2 separate regions of the Homo sapiens genome follow, and region 1 is linked to region 2. The links are chromatin loops, found by intact Hi-C in ENCODE. Cell type or tissue: natural killer cell. All regions are shown on one strand. Links, peaks and the distances in the headings refer to the core of each region. The heading gives the core; the rest is flanking DNA. Region 1 overlaps ANXA6 (annexin A6). Region 2 has its middle 11 kb from the start of CCDC69.

Region 1 (6,208 bases), core at 995-5,994, 96 kb after region 2:
TCCCTACCTCAAGTGGTCTCCCGTCTAGCCTCCCAAAGTGCTGGGATTACAGGCATGAGCCACTGTGCCCAGGCACCTCTTGTTTCTCCATCCATCCTAGTAGCTAATATTGCCTGCTGTGCTTTTTTGATATCGCTGGACTGGAGGTGTCCAGAAAGAAAGAGAAAAGGATTTAGAAGTGAAATTCCTGGAGGACCCCAGTTGTTTCGTGTTCTTGTTCATTTTATTCATGTGGCAAATACTTGAGTATTTGGTCAATCTCTGTGCAGTGGGCAGATGGATCTGGTATCTGCTCTCAGAGGTTTCTGGATCAAACTGCCCACCGGGGTGGAGAAGGCAGCAGGAATTTCTCAAGCTCCGGCCGTGAGGTCTGAAGTAAGGCCAAGGGGAGCGCTGGCAGTAAAGCCCCCATCCTGCGCTCACTGAGCTCCTTGCAAGGCGCCCTGCTCTGGGTATTCGGCATGTGTTACTCTTTAAGTCTCTGCCCAGGGGCGTGATCAGGTTGCAGGGGATTCCCAGGTGGCAGGAAGAGAGCTGTGTTCCTTTCTGGTCAGAACTTTAAATAGTAACTCCACGCCGACGCATGCATACCTCAGAGGAGCCAGCCTCTGCAGACAGAGACCAGAGAGCATCCAGAGGCCTGGCCGGGGTCCTGCAGTGCAGACGTTGGGAGGCACGGAGACGGGGAGAGGGGGAGGCGGTCCAGGACTCACTCTGCTCCACCTCTGACTCCTTGAAGGCAAGATCTGTGTGGCCCACCCTCCATTCCCTCTTTTTTGGATTCTTTCCTGATTTCCCGCAGCTGGATCAGCCTCTGCTGTTTTCCCACATTACCTTATTTTTGTCTTAATGTATTTACTACAAGCTTTATAGTAATTGATGTGCTTGTCTGTCTCTGCCACTGGGCCAGGAGCTCGTGAAAGACAGGAATTGGGTCCCCTTTCTCCCCAATTCCTCAGCCATTAGTGTAGGGCCTAGCACAAATGAAGTGCCTTGTCACTGTGCTGTGTGCTCGGTGACAGGCTCTGGCATCCTCCACTCTGCCAGCTCTCAGCTGCTCTCCCAGACCCCCCACTTTTCAGTGCCATGTAACTGACCCACATCTGACTTCTCTGTGAACCAGTCCCATTGTGCATTCAGGTTCAGGTTCGATGTCTAAGATCCCCTGGCTCTCTGCCGCTTCTCTCCTTCCCCTCAAAGACCAAGCCAGCTTGTCCTCAGATGCCAGTTCACAGCGCAGTTTACTGGGCCCAGAGGGGCAGTGCCTTGTCTTGGCATTGAAATGAGAGTGTCTCTGGGCCCCCTGTGCCCAGGACCCCACCCTCAGTAGCTGGCACCTGCAAGGTTCCTGGAGCTGGAGAGCAGAGCGGGGCTGGAGAGCAGAGGGAAAAGGTCTGAGTTCTGTGTGACCTCCCACAAGTGGCTCTTCTTTGGGCTTGGCTTCTGTGATAGAAATAATCTTAAGAGCGTCTACAAATGGCTACACTAATGACATTCACAGAGGTGAAAGTGTAAACATAAAATGCCATAAAAATATGAGGGGCTGGCTGGGTGCACTGGTTCATGCCTGTAATCCCAGCACTTTGGGAGGCCAATGTGGGAGGACTGCTTGAGGCCAGGCATTCAAAACTAGCCAGGGCAATAGAGTGAGACCCCATCTCTTAAAATATATATATATATATATATATATATATTTGACTCTTGCTATTCTTGCAGGGATCATTTTCATCTCCTATACTCAGCCAGGCTTTTTTACCCTCTCCTGGATGCTTTGGAAGGTGGTGCAGGGCTGCAGGCCTTGGCCAAGCCCCCCTCCCTTGGGGAAATGGCACTGTCCTTTGGGCGGGTTGCAGCAGGTGGTATGGGAAAGTCATCCACACCGCTCCCCAGGGTGTATGTGGCCAGCACTGGATTTTGCAGGGAAAGCAGCTCAGCCTGGACCAGGGTAGGCATCTGACCTGAGGTTGGGGCTGGGAGCTTGGTCTCAGTCCGGGGTTGGCAGCTCACCCTCTACTTTTTTCTCCACAGGGTGCCAAGTACCGGGGCTCCATCCATGACTTCCCAGGCTTTGACCCCAACCAGGATGCCGAGGCTCTGTACACTGCCATGAAGGGCTTTGGTGGGTGCCAGGCTTCATGGGAGCTTGAGGGGTATCCCCCAAAAGTAGACACAGCCCAGAGCCCTTCTGGTGGTGGTGGTAGGGTCTGTGAAATGGTGAAGTGCACTTATTCATTTTTTTGGTCTCCTCTTTTTATTAATTTTCATGATGTTATAATAAAATGTTTCAGAAAAAAAGTATAAAGAATAATAGAAATTTCACCCATAGATTTACCACCAAATTTAAGAACTAGTGCTTCATTAGCATAGTTGAAGTTTCCTTGGTAGATCCCCCTCCTGATAATGCCGCCCGCTGCCTTTGCCCAGAGGCAGCCACAATCCGAAGGTGGTGCTTATGTTCTTCTTTGTCTTGTGGTGGAAAGAACCCTGTACTGGGTGTTAGGATACCTGGGTTTTCTAAGCCAGGTTCATTGTGAGACCTTGGACAAGTTCTTGCCCCTCTCTGGGCCTTAATTTCCTGATTTGTGCAGTGAGGAGCTGGATCAGGGGCCTTCTGAGCACAGATATTGTGTGTGCTGTGTCCACTTTCAGTCGTGACTTAATAAATCCCCATGACCCTCTGCCCTGACACCAGCACCTGATGAGTGGAAGGCTCATGCTGAGGCCTGCAGGGAGCTACTAGGCCTGTGTCCAGGGAAGGAAGTGGCCCTGGTGGGCTTCCTGGAGGCAGGGTGGGTAGGATGATGATTGCTCTCCCCTATTCCAGGCAGTGACAAGGAGGCCATACTGGACATAATCACCTCACGGAGCAACAGGCAGAGGCAGGAGGTCTGCCAGAGCTACAAGTCCCTCTACGGCAAGGTAACCACAGCAACCGGAGGGCCCATGGGGTGCGGGTGGAAGAATGATTTCATTCACCTGTGTGCTCGTTCAGGTTATTTCCTGGATATGGCACTCCAGGTTAGCCTGTGGGCTGACACCTTACCCTGCTCTTTTTCTTCTCATCAGCTGGGCGTCTTTCAGCCTTTAATACACCCACAGCACCTGCTGTATGCTGGGCTCGTGCTAGGTGTTAGGGCTGCACTAGTGAATAAGATGGGTGAGGTGTCAACTCTGTGGACTGCCAGATAGTGAGAGAGATACACAGTAAACGAGGAAACAGACAGTGGTGGGGAAGTGGCACAGGGCTGTGGACCTGACCCTGCATAGCCGTTTGCTAGCAGCATGACATGGAGTAAGACCTCTGTTGTTTCTGAGCCTGTCTCTTAGGGTTGGTAACAGTACATACCTCCAAGGGTGATGATTTAATGAGATTACTTAGCCCAGCACCTGCCAGAGTAAGTGCTCATTAAGTGTAATTCTTACCGTTGTAACTACTCTTCCTCTTTCCTCTTCTATCTCCTCTTCTTCCCCACCTGCCAGGACCTCATTGCTGATTTAAAGTATGAATTGACGGGCAAGTTTGAACGGTTGATTGTGGGCCTGATGAGGCCACCTGCCTATTGTGATGCCAAAGAAATTAAAGATGCCATCTCGGTAAGAAGTGGGGGTGTATGTGGTGTTGGGGTGGGGATGTGGTTAATGGGAAGATTCTGGGCTCTTCCAAAAGCAACTGGTGAGCCCCATACCCACCCAGCACATGTGTCCTGCTTCAAAGACACATCTAAATTTATCCCAGAGGAGCATCCCGATCCGCACACAGAGAGATGCAGACAGATGTCAACATGATGCAGACCCCCTTACCAGGAGCTTGTAGTCCAAGGATACAGGTTATAGGGACATGGAGACAAATTGTGTCCAACACTCCTGAGGCCAAGGGCACACTAAAGGTAATCAACATGACCCTGGGCCAAGGGTTGTTTGAGAGGGCATCTTAAAGGATAATAGGATCAAGTTAAGCCCCAAAGCCCAGAGAGGATTTGGTGGATAGCAGTGTCAAGGTCATTGCAGGGTGTAAAAATGGCAGGAGAAGTTGTGGATCTGTGTTTAGGGTATGAAGAGTAGTTCAGCCCGGTTGAGGTAGAGGTAGAGAATTGCCCCCTAGGAAAAAGAGAGGCAAAGCCCTTTAAGTGTATCTAGCACTTTACAGTCTATAAAGTGCTATGATCTTTGTCTTCTATGAGCTATTAAGCATGAATTCATTTTATAAACTGATGCACTTAGCAATGTGAGATTATTATCTTCTCAATCTCCCTGTGAGTTTGGCAGAGCAACTAATATCATCTACATTTTACAGATGAGAAAACTGAGGCCCAAAAAGATAGTTTCTGAAGAGAATTCACAAAGCTGGAGGAGGCAGAACTAGAACCTTTGTGTTTTAGTCCATTCTCACATCGCTATAAAGAAACACCTGAGATTGGGTAATTTATAAAGAAAAGAGGTTGAATTGGCTCATGGTTCTGCAGGCTGAACAGGAAGCATTGTGGCTTCTGCTTCCGGGGAGGCCTCAAGAAGCTTCCAGTCTTGGCAGAAGGCAAAGAGGGAGCAGGCATCTCACATGGTGGGAGCAGGAGCAAGGCGGGAGGTGGGGAAGTGCTACATACTTTTAAACAACCAGATCTCACAAGAACTTACGATCGTGAGAACAGTAGCAAGGAGATGGTGCTAACTATTCATGAGAAACCGCCCCCATGATCCAACCACCTCCCACCAGGCCCCACTTCCAACATTCAGGTCTACGATTCGACATGAGATTTGGTGGGGAAACACATCCAAATCATATGACCATGTCTTATGAGTCTCAAGGCAGGAGTTCCCAATCAGTGCCTAAGAGCTGGGTAGGAACCTCCTGAGTCCTGGGGTGTCATAGCTCTGGCCACTCCCTGATCCCAACCTGTGTCCAGTGACCTCCCATCCCTGCCCTTAATTCATGCGCTCTTTTTCTACCCCCAGGGCATTGGCACTGATGAGAAGTGCCTCATTGAGATCTTGGCTTCCCGGACCAATGAGCAGATGCACCAGCTGGTGGCAGCATACAAAGATGGTGAGATGGGCAGGAGGGGCCGCTTAGGATCTTCAGATACAAAATGAGGATGATTGCAACAGTGGGGACACTAAGATTCTAGCCATCTACCTTCTCTCCTCCTTTCCTCTGATCCATTTGTCCACCCATTTATCTACCCAATAAGTACTTGCTCTGTGCTGGGTGATGTGCTAGGTTCTCGGGATAAAACCAAAGGGGTCCCTCTCTCTTAGGCCAATGAGATAATGAGATAATGAAGGAGACACACAATAAACAGGTGAACAGATAAACACAGTGATGATGGATTTTAGCTAAGTGTTGTACAGGAAATAAGGTAACAAGAATCAAACTTTTACCAGTGAGGTCTTGGGAGGAAATGAGGAACCAATCGTATAAAGAATGGAGAGAAGATCCTTCCAACAGAGGTCACGGCAAGTGCAAAGGCCCTGAAATAGAAATGAGCCTGGTAGCCGGTACAAGGCTAGACAGGTAGAGGACAGGGCAGGATCACACAGGGCCTGCAGGCCAAGAGAGAGATGGTGTTTTATTCTGAGTCTAATGAGAAGTTGGGGAGTATGATGATCAGATATGGGTTTTAAGACAGCCATCCTTGTTGCCGTGGGTTGGAAAGGAATTGAGAATAGAGGAGGAGAGAACCATCGGAAAGCTGTAGCCACTGTCCAGGTGGGCCGTCATGGTATAGGTGGGCTAGAGAGAATGAACAGATTCCATTTCATCATATCATGGTCAGTACGAAGAGCTGTGAAAATATACCCTGGGTCTTGCCATGATGGACGTGTAGACTGGGTTTTGGAATTCTTAAAAATATCTGATCATTTTGGGGGCAGCAGGGCCCTTTATCCTAGATCCCTGAGGTCTCTGGGGATGAGACTAGAGCTTGCGTTCCTTTCTGCAGCCTACGAGCGGGACCTGGAGGCTGACATCATCGGCGACACCTCTGGCCACTTCCAGAAGATGCTTGTGGTCCTGCTCCAGGTTGGTTCACAGCCTATTTTTTTCCTCTGGAGCTTGGGATAGCTTTTGTCTGGCTCATCTGGGTGTAGATCTGAATGTCCAGGGTCTGGTCAGCTTCCCCTGGTTTGCACAGGCAGGTGTATTTGGCTAATCCTCTTTCTCTTTGGCACACAGTCCTCTCGTGCCCAGGAGTGTCTTCTGCTGTGATTTTCT
Region 2 (6,943 bases), core at 940-5,939:
CTTCTGGGGTCACAGATCTCTTTGAGAAGCTGAAGTAATTTATCATGGGGCTTTAGAGCTCCGGTTGTGGAGTCTGGTAGACCTAGGTCCAAATCCCAGAGTAGGACCCTAGGCAAGAGACTTGCCCTCCCCAAACCTGAGCTTTCTCATTAATACAGTGGAAGTGGTAGCCCGTCCGGTCTCCCTTCCGCGTTCTGATGATTAAATGTGATAAGTATACGAAGCCCTTAGCATATCATAGTAAATTCTCAATAAATGATGGTGATGGCAATTCAAGATATAGGCCTTTACCCAGAAAAAAAAAATGAAATTACTCATACATGCACAAGTGTGAATGTAAACTTCATACTCAGTCCAACTAATTCATTCATTCACCCATTTGTTCAACAAATCTTTGCAGTGCTTACTGGAAGCCAGGAATTGAGCAAAGAGTGGGGTGGGGAATGTGAATGTATGTGAATTATCCAGAGTCATGGTGCAAGTCAATAGCAAACCAAGCATCAGAATGGAAGTCTCTATTTTTCAAAAAACAGCTTCATTGGCCGGGCGCGGTGGCTCACGCCTGTAATCCCAGCACTTTGGGAGGCCGAGGCGGGCAGATCACAAGGTCAGGAGATCAAGACCATCCTGGCTAACACGGTGAAACTGTCCCTACTAAAAATACAAAAAACTTAGCCTGGTGTGGTGGCAGGTGCCTGTAGTCCCAGCTACTCGGGAGGCTGAGGCAGGAGAATGGCGTGAACCTGGGAGGCGGAGCTTGCAGTGAGCCCAGGTAGGGCCACTGCACTCCAGCCTGGGCGACAAAGCAAGACTCCGTCTCAAAAAACAAAACAAAACAAAACAAAACAAAAACAGCTTTATTGAGGTATAAGTGATATACAAAAAAACTGCACATAGTTAATGTGAATAATTTGATGAGTTTGGACATATGCATACACCCATGAAACATCACCACAATGAAGGTAATAGACATATCCATCACTTCCAAAAGTTTCCTGTGCCCCTTTGGTTTTTGTTTGTTTGTTTGTTTTCATTTGTTTTTTTTTATGGTAAGAACACTTAACATGAGATCTACCCTCTTAAATTCTTAAGTGTGTAATAAAGTATTATTAACCATAGGCACTCTGTTGTACAGCAGATGTCTAGCACTTATTCATCTTGCATAACAGAAACTTTATACCCACTGAGCAACAACTCCCCGGTACCCTCCCCCATCAGCTCCTGACAACCACCATCCAATTCTCTGCTTCTAGGAGTTTGATTATTTTAGATATTTCTTATAAATGGCATCATGACTGGCTCATTTCACTTAGCATAATGTCCTCCAGGTTCATCCATGTTGTCACAAAAGACAAGATTTCCTTCTTTTTAAGGCTGAATACTGTTTCTTTTATCTTTTTCTTTTCTTTTCTTTTCTTTTTTTTTTTTTTTGAGACAGAGTCTCGTTCTGTCACCCAGGCTGGAGTACAGTGGTGTAATCTTGGCTCACTGCAGCCTCCACCTCCCAGTTTCCAGCAATTCTCCTGCCTCAGCCTCCCGGGTAGCTGGGATTACAGGCCCATGCCACCACACCCACTAATTTTGTATTTTCAGTAGAGACGAGGTTTCACCATGTTGGCCAGGCTGGTCTCAAACTCCTGACCTCAGGTAATCCACCTGCCTTGGCCTCCCAAAGTGCTGGAATTACAGGTGTGAGCCACCGTGCCCAGCCTGAATACAATTTCGTCATATGTGTACACCACATTCTCTTTACCCATTCGTCTGTTGATGGGCATTTAGGTTGTTTTCATATCTTGGCTATAGTGAATAATGCTGTAATGAACACAGGAGAGTAGATCTCTTTTCATGGGATGGCTGGATCATACAGTTCTATTTTTAATTTTTTCAGAAATCTCCATACTGTTTTCCACGGTGGCTGCACCATTTACATTCTCACCAACACTGCACAAGAGTGAAAGTCTCTTGAATCCTACCTAATCCTGACTCCTTTAAAGAATAACTTTTGGTCAGACACGGTGGCTTATGCCTGTAATCCTAGCACTTTGGGAGGCCGAGGTGGGAGGATCACGAGGTCAGGAGATCGAGACCATCCTGGCCAACATGGTGAAACCCTGTTTCTACTAAAAATACAAAAATTAGCCTGGTGTGGTGGTGCCCACCCGTAGTCCCAGCTACTTGGGAGGCTAAGGCAGGAGAATCGCTTGAACCCAGGGGGCAGAGGTTGCAGTGAGCTGAGATCGCACCACTGCACTCCCGCCTGGCGGCAGAACAAGACTCCATCTCAGAAAAAAAAAAAAAAGAAAAGAAAAGAATAACTTTTGCCTCTGAAAAGGGACTACGACGAAGATCTCTTCCAGTCCCAATCAAATCTAAGAGTCCATTCCCTCCAGACCCCTCCTCCAGCAGACCCTTGTACACTTTCTCCAACACACTTGACCAACGTTAGCTTCTGCTTGAACACCTCCCGCAATGGGGCACTCACTCCCTGTCAAGCCAGACCCCTGAATCTTTGACCAGTTGGAAGGCCTGCCTGCCTGCCTGCCTGCCTGCCTTCCTTCCTTTTTCAGAGTCTTGCTCTGTCACCCAGGCTAGTGTGCAGTGGCGTGATCTCAGCTTACTGCAACCTCTGCCACCCAGGTTCAAGCAATTCTCCTGCCTCAACCTCCTGAGTAGTCAGGATTACAGGCACCTGCCACCGCACCCAGCTAATTTTTGTAGTTTTAGTGGAGACGGGGTTTCGCCATCTTGGCCAGGCTGGTCTTGAACTCCTGATCTTGTGATCCACCCGCCTCAGCCTCCCAAAGTTCTGGGATTACAGGTGTGAGCCACCATGCCCGGCCTGGTCTTCCTTTCTTTCGAGGAGCTGGACTCTACATTCCTGGGTGCCTCTGCCTACCACTTGTAGCTTTCCAAGACAGCTTGGAAGACAGTTCATCTTCTCCAAGTGCTCCTGAGCCAAAAGAGCCTTGAGGAAGGAAGAGGAGGAATGGGGTGAACTGGAGGCTGCGTCCAGCCTTGCCCAGCTTCCAAGCCCTGCCTGAACTTAGGGTCCCCCAGAAATCCAGGTTCCCAAGGTTCCGTCCCTCCTCTGCAGCTGCTTCTTTAAGAAGCACCATGGGGGCTGGTCCTTGCTACTGTCCTTGGACCCTGTCCAGGGCCCTGATTTAAAAGGTATCGCAACGTTTTTAAAAAACAAACATGTGTTGTAACCCAAGGCCCTGGTAACCACAACACTGCCGGCCGCTAGCTGCCGCCTCCCAGGCTAAGAGTAGAGGAAACTGCTCTCCGCCTACCCAAAGGCACCCCACACTGCTGCGCACCGTAGTTACCTTATTATATCAGTCCGGGAGCTCTGTGAGGACAGGGCCTGAGCTGGCCCTCAAGGCTGCAATCCTTTTGCACCAAAGTGCCTTTGGGATCCTCACCCACACTCTCATGAACTATTCCAGTAGATACTTGACTGCTTCAGCACAGCGCTTCCTCGCCATTCTCCACGTGAGCCCCAGAGTGACCTTGGATACCACCAATCTGACCACACCACTCCCACTCCTACGGGATAAAGGAAAAATGTCTTGGCCAGGCCTTCAAGGCCTCTGCCTATCTGTATCTTCCTCGCTCTCTGCATTCCCCCAGTATTCCAGCTGCACTGAGCCTCCGAGGCCCCCCTGAAAGTGCCACTGGGCATAAAATGTTCTTCCCACTTTGTGGACAAGCAGAACCCCTGCTTAATCTACACAGCTCAGCTCAGACATCACATCCTTGGAGAAGCTGCCCCGACCTTCACTCTCCCAGACAGAGTTAATCACTGCTTTTGCTTCCATGGTATTTTTCCATAACCCTTGTTGCATTATTTGTCTACCTGGAATACAGGCAATGTAACCTCCTGCAAATATTTTGTTTAGCTTGCATGGTGATTTGTGTGCATGTGTTTGTGTAAAAGAGAAAGAGAGATTTTACATTTAAAAAGTGGGGGGTGGGGTTGCTGGACAAAGTGGCTCACACGTGTAATTCCAGACCTTTGGGAGGCTGAGGCAGGAGGATTGTTTGAGCCCAGGGGTTCGAGACCAGCCTGGCCAACATGGCAAAACCATATCTCTACAAAAAATACAAAAATTATCTGGGTGTGGTAGCATGCACCTGTAGTTCCAGCTACTCAGGAAGCTGAGACGAGAGGATCACTTGAGCCTAGCAGGTTGAGATTACAGTGAGCCATGATTGTGCCGTGCACTCCCGCTTGGGCAACAAAGCGAGACCTTGCCAAAAATAAAAATAAAAAAATTGAGCCGGGCATAGTGGTATGCACCTATAGTCCCAGCTACTTGGGAGGCTGAGGCAGAAGATCGCTTGAGCCCTGGAGTTTGAGGCTGCAGTGCACCATGATCGTGCCTGTGAATAGCCACTGCGCTCTAGCCTGGGCAACACATCAAAACCCTATCTCTTAAAAAAAAAGAAAAAAGATTTTCAGTTTCACTTAGAAAATTAGAAGGTCAGGCCAATCAGGGCCTCCATTTCCTTCTAACACCAATCCACTGCAGTGCAGCCACCTGTGCTCCTTTTGGTTTGGTATATGGCCCCCAGTTTGCACCTGTCCCCAACTTATACTAGCCTTTTTCTAATTTAGGTACCTACCTAGCCCTATAGACATTTGGGTTTTAACCTGCAGACCTAGGTATATCTCCCATATATTCTGGGCCACTCCGATTTACAAATATTATTCTACCTCCTTGTCCCTCTAAATGTCCCAGAAATTCCAATATTTTGGCGAACAGTAATGCATGAATAGAATCAGATCAATAAAAATATACATAAGTCACAAAATTTCTTTGCTACCTCATGTGGTCCAATTTTCAGTTTGGAAAGCCCAGTTGCTGACCTCACCATCCTCCAACTCTCATTCCCATTGTTTTATGTGGGTAAGACCCTCCCACTAGGGTAGAACAAGGAAGATGCATCAGGACCCAGGACCAGGAAATGCCAGGTTTCCCAGAAGAAGGGGTCAAGGCATAGTCGTCTGTTGGAAAACGGTTGCTTAAGTTATGATTACATAGCAGGCTATACAGGTTGAAAAATATTCACTTTTCAAATCAAAGAATGAAGTGGGCTGCTGGAAATGAGGATCCACTGAACAAGGCTATACAGTTAATGTGTCTGCAGTTGGATAGAATTGAGAGCATGATGTCAGTGGGAATATGCAGAAGGTGCAGATGGTCCCTTGATGAGATGTATATTGGGGGAGGCAAGGTAGAGGGGTAGGGAGTTTACTGTCTGCTTGCAGCCGGGCAAGTGAATACCCAGCTCTGTTCTGAGCCTGGAAAGACCCAAGCTAATGCTGGAGTCCTGCTCAGTCAATTACTTATAAATCAACACGCTGCTCATCAGAAGACTGTATCCAAAAGGGAGCCTCAGAATCTCCAAAGCAAGGAAGGATTCTCCTAAGGTCTCTAGATGTGGGGTGGTTCAGGGCCTGGCTCATGTAGCCCATGGAACAGTCCACCATGTTTCACACGAAGGATGTGGGTAGGGGTGGTCTAGACACTAGACACCCAGTGTTGCCAAGGATGTCTCAAACCCAGAAAACAGTGCTTACCCATCGACTCACTGAGCCCTGGACCCTACTTTGTCCCTCATCTCTGTGTCCATTTTTTTTAAGTCTATCAGACATCTATCAGACATGAGGAGGACATGAAGGTCTAAAGCAGTGGTTCTCAAACATAAGCACACATCACAATTATGGGGAGGAGATGTTAAAACACAGATTGCTGAGGCCCACACCCAGGATGTCTGATGCTTTTCTAACAATTTCCCAAGAGATGCTGATGCTGTTAAAGCCTGGTCCACATTTTGAGAGCCACTGATGCAATGAAATGTTCACTATTGTTCATTCCTAGCGGCCTCCAGACCCCACAGCTTACTTAAGGAAAGCATGTGCAGTTTTCCCTAGAGAGTATTCCCAGGCAGCTGGACATGGTGGCTTACACCTGTAATCCCAGCACTTTGGGAGGCCAAGACGGGAGGATCACTTGAGGCCAGGAATTCAAGACAATACTGGGCAACATGGCAAAACCCTGTCTCTACAAAAAAATACAAAAATTAGCCAAGCATGGTGGCACATGCCCATAGTCCCAGCTACTCAGGAGGCTGAGGTGGGAGGATCACCTGAACCCCGGAGGTCGAGGCTGCAGTGAGCCATGATTGCATCACTGCACTCCAGCCTGGGCAACAGGGCGAGACTTTGTCTCAAAAAAAAAAAAGAGAGAGTATTTCTAGGTGATGTTCTGTGCTCCTCCTACTCTTACCATCCAAGCTCCTTAGGGATCTTTATCTGAACTTCACTGAACAGAGAAAGCACTGGCCGACCATGATTTACATGAACTGACTCTTGGTAAAGAAAGTGGTAAAGTGAATCTTTTGATGCCTCTCCCAAGGCAGCCCAAATCCCAAACTACAGCTCTCCTGGGAAAATAGGCAGGGATGACTTCTTGCTAATTAGTGTTACTCAGATTCAATTCTCCTTTCCAAGGACTTACCCTTTCATTCAATTCAACACAATCCAATCCAATCCATGTAGCAATTCAGTTCCCTGGCAAGGAGACCCACACAAGCTTTGGGGCAGTAAAGCTCAACCTTGAGTGTGAAGATTCCTCTGACTCAGTCCTCTCAGTCCTGATGCAGTGGATGGGGAAAAGAGAGAGAAGTCCAGAGAAACTGCACTTTAACCAATCCCTGATGCTTCTGAAGCAAATGAGCCTGCCCATATCTTGAGAAATACTCCAGTAGAATTCTAAGGACTCAACAATTTCAGGTGTTTTCATTCTTCAAGAGGAGCCTGTCAAAACCAACCTTTATTTTTAGGCTGGAGTGCAGTGGTGCAATCTTAGTTCACTGCAACTTCTGCCTCCTGGGTTCAAGAGATTCTCATGCCTCAGCCTCCCGAGTAGCTGGG

The links. A loop is a pair of places that touch in the nucleus more often than their neighbours do. Peaks named below come from ENCODE experiments on the same cell type or tissue, not always from the same donor. Only the 100,000 strongest peaks of a DNase experiment are listed, where the experiment ranks them.
Region 1: it touches region 2 in a loop (2.9-fold over the local background); 89 of 110 quality-filtered maps call a loop at or near these places.

The regions. Positions count from the first base shown.
Region 1 is chr5:151,136,064-151,142,271 of GRCh38, reverse strand. ANXA6 (annexin A6) reads left to right here. Exons shown (of 26, transcript NM_001155.5): 3 at 2,029-2,119; 4 at 2,825-2,919; 5 at 3,481-3,594; 6 at 4,951-5,041; 7 at 5,937-6,016. Among named protein-coding and RNA genes, the nearest start is that of ANXA6, 19 kb to the left of the region's middle. RefSeq lists enhancers at 451-660, 681-760. In natural killer cell, for the core only: no CTCF peak of the experiment used is centred there; DNase peaks (open chromatin) are centred at 2,441 and 3,061; H3K27ac peaks cover 3,123 bases.
Region 2 is chr5:151,231,292-151,238,234 of GRCh38, reverse strand. No RefSeq gene overlaps it. Among named protein-coding and RNA genes, the nearest start is that of CCDC69, 11 kb to the right of the region's middle. In natural killer cell, for the core only: no CTCF peak of the experiment used is centred there; a DNase peak (open chromatin) is centred at 3,274; H3K27ac peaks cover 1,085 bases.